Regions from separate parts of the Homo sapiens genome. Here region 2 is linked to region 1. A link is an interaction called in ENCODE POLR2A ChIA-PET data of the cell type or tissue named here. Cell type or tissue: GM12878. All regions are shown on one strand. Links, peaks and the distances in the headings refer to the core of each region. The heading gives the core; the rest is flanking DNA.

Region 1 (8,322 bases), core at 323-8,322:
CAGGTACCCCCCAGTCCTCCATCGTGGGATCTAGGGCCTTGTGTCCAAATGCCACCCTTTCCTTGGAATGAGCCCATATCCGTGGGAAAAAGAAAGTCTGGGGGCATGGCAGGAGTCCGGGGGAAAACAGCAAAAAGGAGGAGGACAGGGCAGAGAAAGCAGGGAGAGGGGAGGAGACAAGAAGAGAGAGGGAGAATGAGCACCCAGGCCTGGCCAGGGGATGCCTGCAACCATGCGGATACCCCACACCAGGGCTGGGATGCCTGGTGGGAAGAGCCCAGGTGTGCTTCCTCACTAGCTCACCTACCACAGGTCTGCTGGGGCAGAGCGTCATTTCAGAGGACAGCGTGGCAAGAAGCATCCAGGGCCCGGGAAGAACAGAGCTGGAAGGTGTGCGGCTGGGCAGTCCTCCCACTCAGGCCCACATTCTGCACTGCTGAGTCTCTTTGGGGGCTCAGCTGGCTCAATCTTTGCAGTCTACAGGATTGAAGGTCAGTGGAAATGTGAACAGAAAATAAGCAGGAAGTCCATCTATCCCTGCTAACCCTACCTCTGGACACACGGAATGCTCAGTGCAGTGGGAATAGGCTCCAGGAAGACCATGGAGGGAGATGCTGCACAGTGAACAGTGAACCTGGCTTTCTCATGGCCTTCCACTAGGTCACTGGCACACTGTGCTCCAAGGAGCCCCAGGCTGTAATAAGTCACACTTGAGAGTTCATGGAAGCGTCTGAGAACCATGTATTTGAGATGGAAGTTCACTTGAAATAATAAATTAATGCAGATAAAAAAATATTGGGGGAATTAAAGGGCCAGGCACCATGGCTCACGCCTGTAATCCCAGCACTTTGGGACGCCAAGGCGGGTGGATCATGGGGTCAGGAGACCGAGACCATTCTGGCTAACACGGTGAAACCCCGTCTCTACTAAAAATACAAAAAAATTAGCCGGGCGTGGTGGCGGGCGCCTGTAGTCCCAGCTACCTGGGAGGCTGAGGCAGGAGAATGGCGTGAACCCGGGAGGCGGAGGTTGCAGTGAGCCGAGATCGCGCCACCGCACTCCAGCCTGCGCGACAGAGCCAGACTCTGTCTCAACACCCAGGGTGGCCGGGAGTGCTGTCCAGGATGGGCAGCCCCTTGTAGGGAAGGTCGTACTGGGTGCAGCGCCCTCCACTGTAGAGCAGAAGTGCAGGAACCACTCCTGGAAGAGGCTCATGGTTACCCAGGCTTTTTTTTTTTTTTTTGAGACGGAGTCTCGCTCTGTCACCCAGGCTGTACCCAGGCTTTCTTGTGCGAGCACCACACCAAGGGCAGGTTGGGCTTGAAGGAGCCCTTGAGGAAACACGGGTTCTCCGAGGGGTACCCCAGCAGGGCCTTCAGCTTGAAGTCGCCGGCTGCGTTGCCACCGAGCAATAGGGTCAGGAGGTCTCCGGCGGCTTTGACCCAGGGGCCGACTCATCTTCCACAGGAAAATGAACGTCCTCTCGGCAGGCGCTTACAGAGGAACCTGGGCTTATTCATGGTGAACACCAGCCAGAGCTTATTCATGGTGAACACCAGCCAGAGTGTGTAGCCGCCCTCCGGGATCACCCTGCGCATTAACGCTGGATTCTTGCACGCTGCGTTCTTGGGCCGCTGGCCCCGATGCTGCTCAAGCTGTGGCGCGCCTTAAAGCCAGCGAATCACCCTCGACCGGCCCCGAAGCTCTCGGGCTAGGCGCCCTCGCCCTGCTCCTGCTTGCGGTTCTCGAACGGGCTGTGGGCTTTCTCCCGAATGAGCACCACACTGAGGGGCATGTTGCGCTGGCTCTGGTCCTCCATCCGCATGCTCAGCAGCTGCTCCATGTTCTCCATCACCAGGCTGCGGCCACGCGTCAACTTGGTGGCCGCCTGCAGTGTGGCCTCCTGGGAACTCGCCCAGATCTTTTCCTTGTTGTCACGAATGGTGGCCAAGGTGGAGTTGGACAGCCCCAGCGCCTTCCCGATTCTACTGAGCTTCTCTCCGGCTTCAAAGCGCCACAGCGCCTCGAGCTTCACCTGTAGGTTGATGGCCTTGCGATCCTACCAGATGCCTCAGTAATCGCGAGCGTTCAGCGGCCTCTTCAGGCCCGACACGGTGGAGCGGGAGACTGTCCGCGCCGCTTCCTCCAGACACCGCAAGGGGGTGCTTGTGTTCCTGCTACTGAGCCCGCTGATCTCAGCACTTGTTGCCACTAAGGCCCCAGCCATGACTCGCGCTGTAAAATGAGGACACAAGGCTTACTGGTGGGGAGTGCTGACAGGCTTGGGTAACACCTGGTAAAGATAATTTACCAAGTCTCTCTCTTTAAGGAGCAGATTCGGGCCATATTAGGGTCACAGGGCTCACTTCCCAGTGGATGTTTGCCCCATACACTAAACTAACTTCACTCTCAGGAATGCAGCAAGCTTCTGTAAACACACTAGGACTTTATAAGCTTTCCCTGCCCCTCACACTGAACATCGGGTTTCCAAATCACCCCCCTCAGCCTAACCCTAACCCTAACTTCTCCCCCCTCAGCCTTCCGAGTAGCTGGAATTATAGGCGCCCGCCACCATGCCTGGCTAATTTTTGTTTATTTTTAGATGAAGTCTCGCTCTTGTCCCCCAGGCTGGAGTGCAATGGGGCAATCTCGGCTCACTGCAACCTCTGCCTCCCGGGTTCAAGTGATTTCTCCTGCCTCAGCCTCCCGAGTAGCTGGGATTATTGGTGCGTACCACCACGCCCGGCTAATTTTTGTATTTTAAGTAGAGATGGGGTTTCACCATGTTGGCCAGGCTGGTCTCGAACTCCCGACCTCAGGTGATACGCCCGCCTCAGCCTCCCAAATTGCTGGGATTACAGGCGCAAGCCACCGCGCCCAGCAATGCCTGGCTAATTTTTGTATTTTTAGTAGAGACAGGGTTTCACCATATAGGCCAGGCTGGTCTTGAACTCCTGACCGCAGGTGATCCACCTACCTCAGCCTCCCAAAGTGCTAGGATTACAGGCGTGAGCCATCGTACCCAGCCCAAAATCCCTATTTAGAGTGCATATTATCTAGGCATCTGTTCAATGGGACACTGGGAACCAGAACTGGGGGCTAGTCCTTAAAGAGCAGGCATATGCTAGCTATTGTTCAGGAGACACTATGCCTCAAATGCTGGTGGACATGCTTAGAAAACAGAGCCCATGGCTGGGTGCAGTGGCTCATGCCTGTAATCCTAGCACTTTGGGAGGCAAAGGCAGGCGGATCACCCAAGTTCAGGAGTTCGAGACCAGCCTGACCAACATGGAGAAACCCTGTCTCTACTAAAAATATAAAATAAGCCAGGTGTGATGGTACATGCCTGTAATCCTAGCTACTTGGGAGCTGAGGCAGGAGAATCGGTTAAACCCGGGAAGTGGAGGTTGCAGTGAGGCGAGATTGTACCATTGCATTCCAGCCTGAGCAACAAGAGCAAAACTCCATCAAAGAAAGAAAGAAAGAGGGAAGGAAGGGAGGAAGGAAGGAAGGAAGGAAGGAAGGAAGGAAGGAAGGAAGGAAGGAAAGGAAGGAAGGAAGGAAGGAAAGAAAATAGAGCCCAGCACTACAGAAAAAAAAAAACAACACCCCACAGTGACTATAGATATATGCATCCAAGATGTCTCCCCCGCCCCTCATATTCATGTGTAAGGAAAAACCAGTCCTGCAAAAGCAAGGCTTTCAATCCCCTTAGCAGTAGCTGAAACCAGCTTGCAGCTATTCCAGTATGTGTAGAATCAGCTTCATGAAGGCTCTGTGGAGACCCCAGCGTCAGCCCGCAGCAACACCTCCCCAGGGATCTGGATCCCAGTGCCCCCACCACCACGTTCCCCTCCTTTGAGCTTCTCTCAAAGACTAAACCCAACCTCTTCCCTTTGTTCATAAAGCTCTAGGAATGGATGTTGTTCCCTGAAGTTCCTACCAACATGACATCTTAGGGTTCTTTTTGTACTTTTTTACTCCTTCAATATCTCGGTAACATTTTTTACCTTAATTTCCCTCTGTTAAAACAAGTGGTGTGTTAGCAGTTCCTCAAAAGGTCAAATAGTGTTATCATATGACCCAGCAATTCCACTTCTAGGTATACAACCAAGAGAAATAAAAACAAACATCCAAACAAAAACATGTACATGAACATCCATAGCAGCATTATTCATAATAGCCGAAAAGTAAATACAAGCCAAATGCTGATCAAAGAATACATGAATAAACAAAATGGGTCATATCCATACAATGGAATATCACTTGCTCATAAAAATGAAGTTCTGACATGTTAAAACATGGGTGAACCTCGAAAACATTATGCTCTGAGAGAAGCCAGACATAAAAGGCCACATAAAGTATGATTCCATTTAATGAAATGTCCAGAATAAGCAAATCCATAGAGACACAAAGCAGATTAGTGATTGCCGGGAGCTTAGAGGAGGGGGCTGATGGGTGACTACTAATGGGCATGGGGTTTCTTTTGGTTGTGATTACATTCTGGTATTAAATGGTGGTGATAGCTGTACAACCTTGTGAATATACTAAAAATACCTGAATTGTATACTTTTTTGGTATGTCAATTATAACTTGGTAAAGGTGTGCTTTTAAAAAAAGGTGATATAGTTTCTACCTCCTGACAGAGAATCGCGTAGGCAGAAGACACTGCACAGTCATGCATGAGCAATCGAGTGAACAGAGGAACAAATGCCAGGATGAATGGTGGCTGTAACCACCCTTCTCTCATATCTTGTAGTTGTCACCCCCTCCCAAGCACAAACGCATACACACGTGTGGAACCCAAGCTCACAGTGAAGATGTTAGACACTGAAAACTACAAAGCTGCTCCCTGCCAGGCCAGTCTCTGTGCTCACCTCCTCTTCCCCCACCTCCTTCAGGGAAAGGATACCTAAATTGTGACTGATGGTCTCATGGTCCATTTCTCCAACCAGACTAGGCTCCATGAATGCCAAGTGTCTTTCCCTGCTGGACCAATAGGGCCTGGCATATGGCAGGCACTTAGTGACCTTGCGGGGAAGGAAAGAAGGATGGGAAAGGAAGCCTGGTCTACCCCAAGAGAGGAGAAGTCACATCAACCTCAAGCTCATGCCTTTGGGGGGCTCAGAGGCTGCAGAAGTCTCCAAATGCGTCACAGCTTCTAGGTCCTCCTCCCCAAGACAGGGATATTGAGGGCCTAGGCAGACGGAGGGAGACACTCAGGGCCCAAGGTCATGAGCTGTGATCCCTCATAGATTCCCCTATCCCTCTGGCCAACCCCTGGACCCCTGTGGCTCACCAGTCTTCAACATCTGGGTGAAGTCCTCCACCAGCGCCATAGCCTCCTCACTGCTCTCAGGGCACTGGGGCTCCACCCAGACACAGATGGCAGGTGGCAGGACACCCAGGTACATCCTGCAGGGCCGTCCCTAATTGGTACCACCACCGTGGAGTACCCAATGATAGAAGGGGATGATGGTTCTCCATACCAGATCAAGAATGATTCAGTGAAACTAAGTCAGATCCTGACCTCTGTTGGAGCCCTCCCAGGCCTTCAAGTAAAAGCCACAGTCCTCACTGCCTCCTTTGTAAGACTCAAAGCCTCCTCCTCTACTCTGCTCACTCCTGACCACATCTTCCAGACAGAGCAAAGGGGCTTTTTTTGTTTTGTTTGTTTGTTGAGACAGAGTCTCGCTCTGCCGCCCAGGCTGGAATGCAATGGCACAGTCTTGGCTCACTGCAACCTCTGCCTCCCAGGTTCAAGCAATTCTCCTGCCTCAGCTTCCCAGGTGCTAGGACTACTGGTGTGTGCCACCATGCCCAGCTGATTTTTGTATTTTCAGTAGAGACAGGGTTTTACCAATGTTGGCCAAGCTGGTCTCAAACTCCTGACCTCAAGTGATCCACCTGTCTCGGCCTCCCAAAGTGTTGGGATTACAGGCGTGAGCCACTGTGCCAGCTACAAAGGGACTTTTGTTCCTATGGTTCCTTTGGCCCAGAGCAGGCACTCTTCCCTGTTATCTGCATGGCTTTTTCCCCTCACCTTCTGCAGTTCTTTTCAAACACAACCTTATGAGACAGGGGCCGTCCCCCACCGTTATTTATTTATTTATTGTGCGTCTGTCTCACCTTGTCTCTTTTACACTTTGAACCATGTGAATGTAACACCTGGTCAAAACAGTAAAAATTTTTTTTAAAAACTGTGCTTGTGAAAAACAGGAACAGGCCAGGCACAGTGGCTCACGCCTGTAATCCCAGCACTTTGGGAGGTGGAGGCAGGCGGATCACGAGGTCAGGAGTTCCAGACCAGCCTGGCCAACATGGCGAAACCATGTCTGTATTAAAAATACAAAAATTAGCCAGGCATGGTAGTGGGTGCCTGTAATCCCAGCTACTCGGGAGGCTGAGGCAGGAGAATTGCTTGAACCAGGGAGGCGAGGCAGAGGCTGCAGCGAGCCAAGATTCTGCCACTGCACTCCAGCCTGGGCGACAAGAGCAAGACTTCGTCTCAAAAAAAATAGTAATAATAATAATACAAAAATTATCCGGGCATGGTGGCGTGCGCCTGTAATTCCAGCTACTTGGGAGGCTGAGGCAGGAGAATCGCTTGAACCAGGGAGGCAGAGGCTGCAGTGAGGCCAGATCCTGCCATTGCACTCCAGCCTGGGCGACAAGAGCAAGACTCCATCTCAAAAAAATAATAATAAATAATAATAATAATAATAATAATCAGTTGGGCATGGTGGCGTGTGCCTGTAATCCCAGCTACTCGGTGGGGCTGAGGCAGGAGAATTGGTTGAACCCGGGAGGCGGAGGTTGCAGTGAGCCGAGATTGCGCCACTGCACTCCAGCCTGGGCGACAGAGCAAGACTCCCATCTCAAAAAAAAAAAAAAAAAAAAGATAGAAGAAAGGAAGGGAAGGAAAGGAAGGAAGGAAGGAAGGAGGGAGGGAAGGAAAGAAGGAAAAAAGACAGGAACGAAGGAAGGAAAGGAAGGAAGGGAGGAAAGGAGGAAGGGAGGAAAGGAGGAAGGGAGGGAGGAAGGAAGAGAGGGAGGAAGGAAGGAAGGAAGAGAGGGAGGAAGGGAGGGAGGGAAGAAGGGAGGGAGGGAGGGAGGGAGGGAGGGAGGGAGGAAGGAAGGAAAAAAGGAACAAATGCCGCCTGACCGTTCTTTGTGGAATGACTACACCTATGATGAGTACCTCCATGGACCATGCACCTGCCTTGAAACAAGGAGGCACAGCACACAGGGCCCTCAGCTAGAGTGACAGGGAAAGGCGGGTGGACATGGGGAAGGCTCAAACTCAAGCTTTGAAATCGGGGAAAGCCCCGAAATCTGAACCACTCTTGGGCCCATCCTTCTCTCTCCCACATTCACACCTTCGCCTGCGCTCCCATAATTGCAAATTAATTCATCCACACATTCACACATTCTCTCCCTCCCACTCTCAACAGGCAGCCCCAAGCCCGGGGGCCTCACGAAGTCTGGGTGGATGACCAAGCTCCTCCCTCGAGACTACATTTCCAAGACAGAGGAGGGAAGGGGAACGAACAGCGGACACGCGCTGTGAGGCCGAGAAGGCCCGCAAGGGACCTTAGGGCCGGGCGAACACGCCTCCACGCAGATCTGGGCCAAAGAACTCCTCGACCCAGGAGGGACCCAGACTCAGATCAGCACCTGCGCAGTATGGTCTTAGGCGGGTACCGTCCCGTGTAGCGGGTCTACATTTCCCAGAGAGCCGTGGGGCCGCCGAAGGCTCCGATTGGCCCACTCGGGTGCGTGCCAGCTGCGGACACAGTGGCCTCATATCCCAGTTCCCCGACCGAACCAAGAGGAGGGGCTGCAGCTCCTGCCCCGAAGCCGGGGCCCCAGCGCGGCCGATCAACCTCACCTTCGGGTCGCAGTGCGAGCCGTCTGCTTTAGCTGGGCTGGCGGGGCTTCGGCCCTTCCCCATCGCCCCGCCTCACAGTGCAGTTTTCCGGAGGACGCCGAGCCCAGGGTCCATCTCGGCCGCGAAGGGGGAAGGTTGCCTGGCGACGGCCGGGCAGGGAGGAGGCTGCGTCAGGCCCGCCCCTTGCGACGCTCTCCGCTCTGCGCCCGGCGTCCCGGGTACTGCCGGAAAATGTAGTTTGGCAACGAGGCCGCACCGCACAGAGTCCAGCCAGGGGCGCCAGAAGCTGCTTCTGACCAAAGGCTGGCTTTCTCGCCGCCTAATGTCTTTGTCTTACATCACCCTCCCTTCCTCCTTCCTTTCCTGGGTATGTGTCACTATTTTCTTTTTTTTTTTTTTTTTTTTTTTTTTTGAGACGGAGTCTCGCTCTG
Region 2 (8,322 bases), core at 5-8,004, 180 kb after region 1:
CGCCCCGTCCGGGAGGGAGGTGGGGGGATCAGTCCCCCACCCGGCCAGCCGCCCTGTCCGGGAGATGAGGGGCGCCTCTGCCCGGCCGCCCCTACTGGGAAGTGAGGAGCCCTTCTGCCCGGCCAGCCGCTCCGTCCGGGAGGGAGGTGGGGGGGTCAGCCCCCCGCCCGGCCAGCCGCCCTGTCCGGAAGGGAGGTGGGGGGGTCAGCCCCCCGCGCGGCCAGCCGACCCGTCCGGGAGGGAGGTGGGGGGGTCAGCCCCCTGCCCGGCCAGCCGCCCCGTCCGGGAGGTGCGGGGCGCCTCTGCCCGGCCGCCCCTACTGGGAAGTGAGGAGCCCCTCTGCCCGGCCAGCCGCCCCATCTGGGAGGGAGGTGGGGGGGTCAGCCCCCCGCCCTGCCAGCCGCCCTGTCCGGGAGGGAGGTGGGGGGGTCAGCCCCCCGCCTGGCCAGCCACCCCGTCCGGGAGGTGAGGGGCGCCTCTGCCCGGCCGCCCCTACTGGGAAGTGAGGAGCCCCTCTGCCTGGCCAGCCGCCCCGTCCAGGAGGGAGGTGGGGGGGGGGGTCAGCCCCCCGCCTGGCGAGCCGCCCTGTCCGGGAGGTGAGGGGCGCCTCTGCCCGGCCGCCCCTACTGGGAAATGAGGAGCCCCTCTGCCCGGCCACCACCCCATCTGGGAGGTGTACCCAACAGCTCGTTGAGAACGGGCCATGATGACAATGGCGGTTTTGTGGAATAGAAAGGGGGGAAAGATGGGGAAAAGATTGAGAAATCGGATGGTTGCCGTGTCTGTGTAGAAAGAGGTAGACGTGGGAGACTTTTCATTTTGTTCTGTACTAAGAAAAATTCTTCTGCCTTGGGATCCTGTTGATCTGTGACCTTACCCCCAACCCTGTGCTCTCTGAAACATGTGCTGTATCCACTCAGGGTTGAATGGATTAAGGGCGGTGCAAGATGTGCTTTGTTAAACAGATGCTTGAAGGCAGCATGCTCCTTAAGAGTCATCACCACTCCCTAATCTCAAGTACCCAGGGACACAAACACTGCGGAAGGCCGCAGGGTCCTCTGCCTAGGAAAACCAGAGACCTTTGTTCACTTGTTTATCTGCTGACCTTCCCTCCCCTATTGTCCTGTGACCCTGCCAAATCCCCCTCTACGAGAAACACCCAAGAATGATCAATAAAAAAAAAAGAAAAAAAAAAAATCTGTTCCTCTGTGAGATGGGCCTGATCTCTCCCACGGGTGGAGCAGAGGAGTAGAGGGTCCAGGGCCTGAGTCTCCCATAGGCTAAGTATTTGCCCTGAGTCATAAAGCCAGTGGGAGGCAGTGCTACAGTTTGATTCCAGGAAGTCTCAGACCAAAGTTCTCTCTTAACCACTTACCTTTCCTGGGCTTAATAGTTAGTTCATTTATGTTTTTCCTGGCACTACTTCATTGGACCTCATTTTAGTTTCTTCTTTTTTTTTTTTTTTTTTGAGACGGAGTTGCTCTGACACCCAGGCTGGAGTGCAGTGCCACGATCTCACAGTAACCTCCGCCTCCCGGGTTCAAGCAATTCTGTCTCAGCCTCACGAATAGCTGGGACGACAAGCGCGTGCCACCACACCCGGCTAATTTTTGTATTTTTAGTAGAGTTGGGGTTTCACCATTTTGGCCAGGATGGTCTCCATCTCCTGACCTCGTGATCCGCCCCGCTCAGCCTCCCAAAATGCTGGGATTACAGGCATGAGCTACCGCACCCGGCCCATTTGTTAACATTGTAAAATGAATATTAGTACATTATTATTAATGTACATTATATGGGTTTTCACAAATGCATAAATTCATGTATCCACCATTACAATATAGTACAAAATACTTTTACTGCCCCCAAAAATTACTTGTGCTACTATTCATTCCTCCCTCCCTCCCTCCCTCCCTCCCACTGAGTCCCTGGCAGTCACTGCTTTACTGTCTCTATAGCTTTACCTTTTCCAGAATGTCATAAACTTGTAATCATACAGTATGTAGCTTTTTCAGTCTGGCTTCTGTCACTTACCAATGTGCATTTCAGACTCCTCCATGCCTTTCATAACTTGGTAGCACAGTTAATTTTATTGCTGAATGATATTCCATTGTGTGGATGTAACACAGATTAGCCATTTATCTATTGAAGGACATCTGGGTTGATTCAAGTTTTGAGCAATTATGAATAAAGCTGCTATAATAATTTGTGTGGTTTTCGCATGGACATAAGTTCTCAACTCATTTGTGCAAATACCCAGGAGTGTGATTGCTGTATCATATGGTAAGACTATATTTAACTTTCTGTAAGAAACTGCCAAACTGTCTTCCAAAGTGGCTATACCATTTTGCCTTTCTATCAGCAGTAAACGAGAGTTCCCATTGCCTCACAACCTTGCTAGCATATGGTGCTATCAGTGTTTTGCATTGTAGCCATTCTAATAGATGTATAGTAGTATCTCATTATTGTTTCAATTTGCAGTTCCCTAATGGCATATGATGTGGAGCATATTTTCATGTGCCTATTTGCCAGCTATGTATCTATTTTTCTTAGGTGAGGGGTCTATTCAGACCTACGGCCTTTTTTTTTTTTTTTTTTTTTTTTTGAGACGCAGTTTCGCTCTTGTTGCCCAGGCTGGAGTGCAATGGTGCAATCTCGGCTCGCCGCAACCTCCGCCTCCCGAGTTCAAGCGATTCTCCTGCCTGTCAGCCTCCCGAGGAGCTGGGATAACAGGCATGTGCCACCACGCCCAGCTAATTTTGTATTTTTAGTACAGATGGGGTTTCTCCATGTTGGTCAGGCTGGTCTCGAACTCCTGACCTCAGGTGATCCGCCCACCTCAGCCTCCCAAAGTGGTGGGATTACAGGCGTGAGCCACCGCGCCCAGCCTTGAATTGTACACTCAAAATGGGCAAATTATATGGTATGTAAATTGTTTTTTAAAAAAATCTGTTATGTTTTGAAAGAACAAGTAGATGTCTGGGAGATTCTTTGGAGAAGTACTTAATGTGAAATTTTCCACAACGATAAAAATGAAAGCACCCATCCCCCTGGTGGGGGGACACAGATCACAGGTAGCTTGTGGCCCCTCTTGGGCACTTCTTCTCCCACCACCCTCTGCTCCTTCTGCAGAGGCTTACAGAGCAGAGGAAACCCCAACCTAGGGCGAGACTCCCAGCTTTGCCACGCCAAGCCGGGCCCCAGGGGAGCCAGTGCGAACTCTAGCCTACTCCCTGGGATGAGAGGACCTCAGCACTAACCAGGTCTGCAAGTGGGTGTGGGGTTAGAGTGGATCAACTATGTGATCCTATCAACCTACGTTCGAATTTGACTGCATTTAAAAAAACACTTTACCCCCCCAAACGGAGTCTCTCGCTCTGTCGCCCGGGCTGGAGTGCAGTGGCGCGATTTCGGCTCACTGAAGCCTCCGCCTCCCGGCTTCAAGCGATTCTCCTGCCTCAGCCTCCCGAGTGGTTGGGACTACAGGCGCCCGCCACCACGTCCGGCTAAAAAAAAAAAAAAATCTTTTTTTTTTTTTTTTTTTGAGGAGTCTCACTTTATATAGGATCCTCACGTTATACTATGTGTTTGGATCTGCGTTAAAATGTATTCATAACTATATGATCTGTACTCAAAGCGACAGCCCCCAGACAACTTAAGCCCGCGGGGCCGGGGACGAGTCTGTGCCACAGACTCGTCCCCGGCGTGGCGTGGGGACAAAACGCGTGAGGGCGCTCGAAGGGACTGGTCTCTCGCTTGCTGCTCACCTGAGGCCCCGCAGCCTCCTGTCCCCCATCCTGGGGTCCCGCAGCCTCGCTCTGCGCGCCGCAGCCTTTCCTCTCGCCAGCGCCATCGGAGTGCTGGTGCTCACTGTTCTCACCACTCGCTCCCCGAGTTCCCCGCGGTTTCAGCCCCCGTCGCAATCTCCAGCGCAACGTGGTCGTCATGGCAACATCGCCCTCGGGTCCCTGATTGGCCGTCGAGTCTGGCGCGCCTTCCCTACCTCACGTAATAGGGCTGCGGCACTAAGGCGACGCGCGCGCGCAGCACAGGCGTGATGAGTTGTTATGGCGACCAGAGTCCCGCCTCTTCAGCCCTACATAGGGCCTCCGATTGGTCCGCGCTTCCTCGAAGGCCTCTCCGCATTCTGGGCGGGGCCCGCCCGGGGCAAGAGGAGGGAGAAGGCAGGGCCGTGACTATGAGGGCGGAGGAGAGAAGTGCGGCTGTGATCTGGGGAAGGAGGGAAACCCAAGGATGCCAGCACGTGCGGTTGAGGTGAGAAGGGATCTTGCAGAACGCTTCCAGGACCCAGATTCGTATGCACGCCCTGCCCAGCTGGTCAGCCTCAGTTTCCCCATCTGTCAGTCTGGACAGTGACGCTCCCAGCGTCCGGCGAAGCCCCGCTCTTGGCCCTTGGTCCCTCCGCCTGATCACAAGAGGGTGCCGCGACGGCCGGGGACGGGTCTGGCGTGGGCAGGGACCTCTCCGACCCTCATTGAGGAAAGAATGGCGGAACCCGAAAACCGGGCCCTGGCGTCCCTCCTGCAAGGTGGGGAGGAGAGCTGGACGGCAGGATTTGGGAAGGGCTTGGGGAGCAGGGCCCCCTGAGGGTGGCGGGGGAGGCAGTGCTACCAGAACCATGGTTCGGTTGGTTCAGCCGCCTGGACCTCATCTGCTCCCTGAGGTTGGTCTTTGCTCCGCACCCTGGTGCGGCCTGGTACACAGAAGGCGCTCAGTAAACACTTGTGGATGAAGGAAAAAGAGAATTTATTGTCGTCGATTTACAGAAAACAGAATCAAAGGCCGTGCCGTGCTGGGCCCTCTGGCACCCGGCTTCACAAGCACCCAGGCCTGCCAGGAGGAGCAAGTCCGGGGCCGAAGTGCCAAGGGGCAGGGTGTACAGCAGTGATGGGGTGGGCAGAGAGAGGATAGGAGGGCACAACTCCAGCTCTGAAGAAGAGAAAGAGGAGATTGGCTGAGGCTGGGCAAGGGTGGGAGGCGTCCCCCTGGGTGGTGTCAGGCAGCCTCTTTGTTTGAAAGCAGTGGATAGGCAGGCAGACATTGGGCACCAAGGTGGTAATCAGCAGACCAGATGCCCAGCAACTCCTAGGCTCAGTCATCAGCCTCATTTTACTGCAAGAGAGAATGAGGCCCCTGGCTCCAAGCTGGTAGAGTGCAGAAGCCACAAAAGCACCTAGGAGCGAGCTGGTTAAGACGGAGAATGCGGCCAGCCCCACCCAATACCCCCAGCCCCACCCCTGGCCTCCCCAGGTCCTCCTGTATTTGTGCAGGCTATGCCACTGGCCTCAATGCCAGCTCCTGAGCATCCTTTAGGATACAGCTCCCTCCTCCAGGCAGCCTTCCTGGTCTACCCTCAGGCACAGAACATCCTCTCCCTCTTCTGTGCAACACCAGGCAAGGGCCCCTTTCTGACTCCCCTGCTTGGCCTGTCTGGGTCAGAAATACCATTGCACACCCCCACTCCCCTAGGTTGGGTGGGAGAGGGAAGCAATGAGGAGGATCTCTGAGACCCTATGGTAGGCAGAATAATGGCCTCCAAAGATATCCCGGTCTGAATCCCTGGAACTTGTGAATCTTTTACCTGACACCACAAAATGGACTTTGCAGGTGTGATTAAATTAATGATCATGAGATGGGGAGACTATCTTGGATTATTCGGGTGGGCGCTATGTACTTGTAGTGTCCTTATAAGTGAAAGAGGGAGGTAGGAGGGTCAGAGAGATCTGAAGATGCTGCACTGCTGGCTTTGAAGGAGCCAGGAGCCAAGGAATGCAGCCCTAGAAGCTGGAAAAACTAATGAAATGAATTCTCTCTTAGAGCCTCTAGAAAGAACTAGCCCTATGGGCAACTCAACTTTAGCCCAGTGAAACTGATCGTTGACTTCTGGACTGCAGAACTGCAAGATAAGAAGTGTGTGTTTAGCCAGGCATGGTGGCCCATGCCTGTAATCCCAGCACTTTGGGAGGCTGAGGTGGGTAGATTACTTGAGACCAAGAGTTCAAGACCAGCCTGGCCAACATGGTGAAACCCCGTCTCTATTACAAATACAAAAAGCCGGGTGTGGTGGCGGGCGCCTGTAATATCAGCTACTTGGGAGACTGAGGCAGGAGAATGATTTGAACCTAGGAGGCAGAGGTTGCAGTGAACCGAGGTTGCGCCACTGCACTCTAGCCTGGGCTACAGAGCGAGACTCTGTCTCAAAAAAATAAATAAATAAATGAAATAAGGCCGGCTGCGGTGGCTCAGGCCTGTAATCCCAGCACTTTGGGAGGGCAAGGCAGGCAAATCACGAGGCCGGGAGTTTGAGATCAGCCTGGCCAACATGGTGAAACCCCGTCTCTACTAAAAATACAAAAATTAGCCAGGCATGGTGGCGGGCGCCTGTAATCCCAGCTACTTGGGAGCCTAAGGCAGGAGAATCGCTTGAACCCGGGAAGCGGAGGTTGCAGTAAGCCGAGATCATACCACTCCACTCCAGCTCGGGCGACAGAGTGAGACTCTGTTTCAAAAATAAATTAAAAAAAATAAACGCGTGTTCTAAATAATTAAGTTGGGGGTATTTTGTCACAGCAGCCACAGAAAATGAATAGACCACCAACTCTGCGGCTGTCTGACCAGGTTTCTTCCCTATGAGGCTGGGCTGTGGCTGCCCAGTGACCCAGTACACTGGTCCCAGCCCCTGTGGGTGACATCGGCATGTGGGTGTGGGCAAGAACTGGTCTGGGAAGACACACTGTGGACTCCCTAGTGTTCCTCCTCTGGCTCCCACCTGGAAGCAGCAGCTCACACCAGAGCTAGCTCTAGACAGTCCTGGGCCCAGGGTGCATTCCCAGGCTGCCTGGGTCACCTGCAATTCTGTCACTCCCTTGTTTGGCACCTACTGTATGCTGGTGCTGAGGACACACGTTAACAAATCAAACAGGAGCCTCCAGCCACATAGAAGTCACGTTTCGCTTTGGAACATGCTGGGTGCCCATTCCCAAAACACAGCACTCCATCCCAGAGTGAGGTGAGGCAGGATTGGGGGGGTGGTGTGCAGGGCCTGGGAGGAAACAGAAGCCCCAGGTTCAGTCTGCACAGAGAATAGCTGCCATCTACCCCCATAACTAACCCAGGAAGACTTCTGGGAGGAAGAGGACAGGAGCCCATATGCCACCTTCCCTGGAGGCTGCTGTCTATTGGGAAGGCTCAGGGTTCACCTCGAGGTACAAGAAAGGAGGCTGGGCAGGACAGATGGAGCCCTGGAGGAAGAAGTGCAGTAACTGGCATCAAGATATTAATCGGGGGTGATGGGGACTCTGGTGGCCAGGGAAAGGGACTAGGATCCCTCTGGCTAACCAAGGAGGTCCAGGACTCCCACCCCCACCATTGTCTGCCTCTGTCTGACCCCTGGGGTGATGTTGGCCTCTGAGCCATGATAAGCACAGCTGCACCACAGCATATTGGGAGGATCCTAGAAGCCACGACCCAGGGGGAAGTGGAGGCTCCCAGAGCAGTTTGGGACTTAGGATTGGGGCGGGAGCCAGTCTTTAAGGCTCAAGTTCCTCCCCAGCCCTGGCCAGGACACCCTGTTACTTCAAGCCTGAGCCCCAGCCCCAACCAGGTGTACAGGATGGCAACTCTACACCCGGGACCAGCATGTAGACAGCTGGAGCCCACCCAGGCCCAGCCTGCAGGCAGTAGAAAACAAACTCCACAGATGGGTGGAGTGGTGGGACGTCCCCTGCAATGAGCCAGTTGGGGAGGAGGTGACCAAGGAAGAATAGCAGCAGCAGCTCTGCCCTCCAAAGATAGGCGGGCCCCTGCAACCTATGGCCAATCCGAAGGATGAGTGCTTTGGCCTCCAGTGCTGGCAAGGACGCTCCCCCAGGAATCTGTGGTGAGGATGACTGGGGGCACTCCCAGCAAGACCCGTTCAAGGATCCGTGTGGGGCTGCCCCTGGCTGGGCACCTGCATGGATGTCAGTCGGGGGCGTCCACAGCTGGACTCCTACAAGGGATGAGGATCAGGGATGCTTCCAACTGCACCCCCACGGAGTAGGGGTTGCGGAGCAGGAGCAAGCCCCAGCAGGACCCTTATAGAGGTCACGGTCAGGGCACCCTCCGCTGGACAGCCACAAGAATGGGGGTCAGGGGTGTTCCCAGAGGATCCTTGTGGGACGACTGCGGTGCCTGCTCCTTGAGAGGGTCCAGCCCCATGGTGACAATGCCAAGGATGCTTGCCCTAAGCCCCAATCTGGAGAAACAGGTAAGTGCTGCGCGCCCTACTAAGGGCCCCAGATAACACGGAGGTGCCAGGCCTGG

The links. Peaks named below come from ENCODE experiments on the same cell type or tissue, not always from the same donor. Only the 100,000 strongest peaks of a DNase experiment are listed, where the experiment ranks them.
Region 2: POLR2A ChIA-PET joins it to region 1 with 10 read pairs; 12 of 35 experiments call an interaction of 5 or more read pairs at or near these places.

Annotation. Positions count from the first base shown.
Region 1 is chr19:58,575,158-58,583,479 of GRCh38, reverse strand. It overlaps the pseudogene CENPBD2P. Among named protein-coding and RNA genes, the nearest start is that of MZF1, 6.0 kb to the right of the region's middle. RefSeq lists enhancers at 1,236-1,739, 7,405-7,554 and a silencer at 7,705-7,814. In GM12878, for the core only: CTCF peaks have their summits at 2,151 and 8,162; DNase peaks (open chromatin) are centred at 2,189, 4,724, 7,739 and 8,079; H3K4me3 peaks cover 1,753 bases; H3K27ac peaks cover 1,596 bases.
Region 2 is chr19:58,397,105-58,405,426 of GRCh38, reverse strand. LINC02560 (long intergenic non-protein coding RNA 2560) reads right to left here and starts at 5,224. Exons shown (of 1, transcript NR_149054.1): 1 at 4,748-5,224. ZNF584-DT (ZNF584 divergent transcript) reads left to right here. Exons shown (of 1, transcript NR_186337.1): 1 at 1-2,223. It also overlaps a transcript of ZNF584 not described here. RefSeq lists enhancers at 3,628-3,757, 3,768-4,217. In GM12878, for the core only: no CTCF peak of the experiment used is centred there; a DNase peak (open chromatin) is centred at 4,016; H3K4me3 peaks cover 1,759 bases.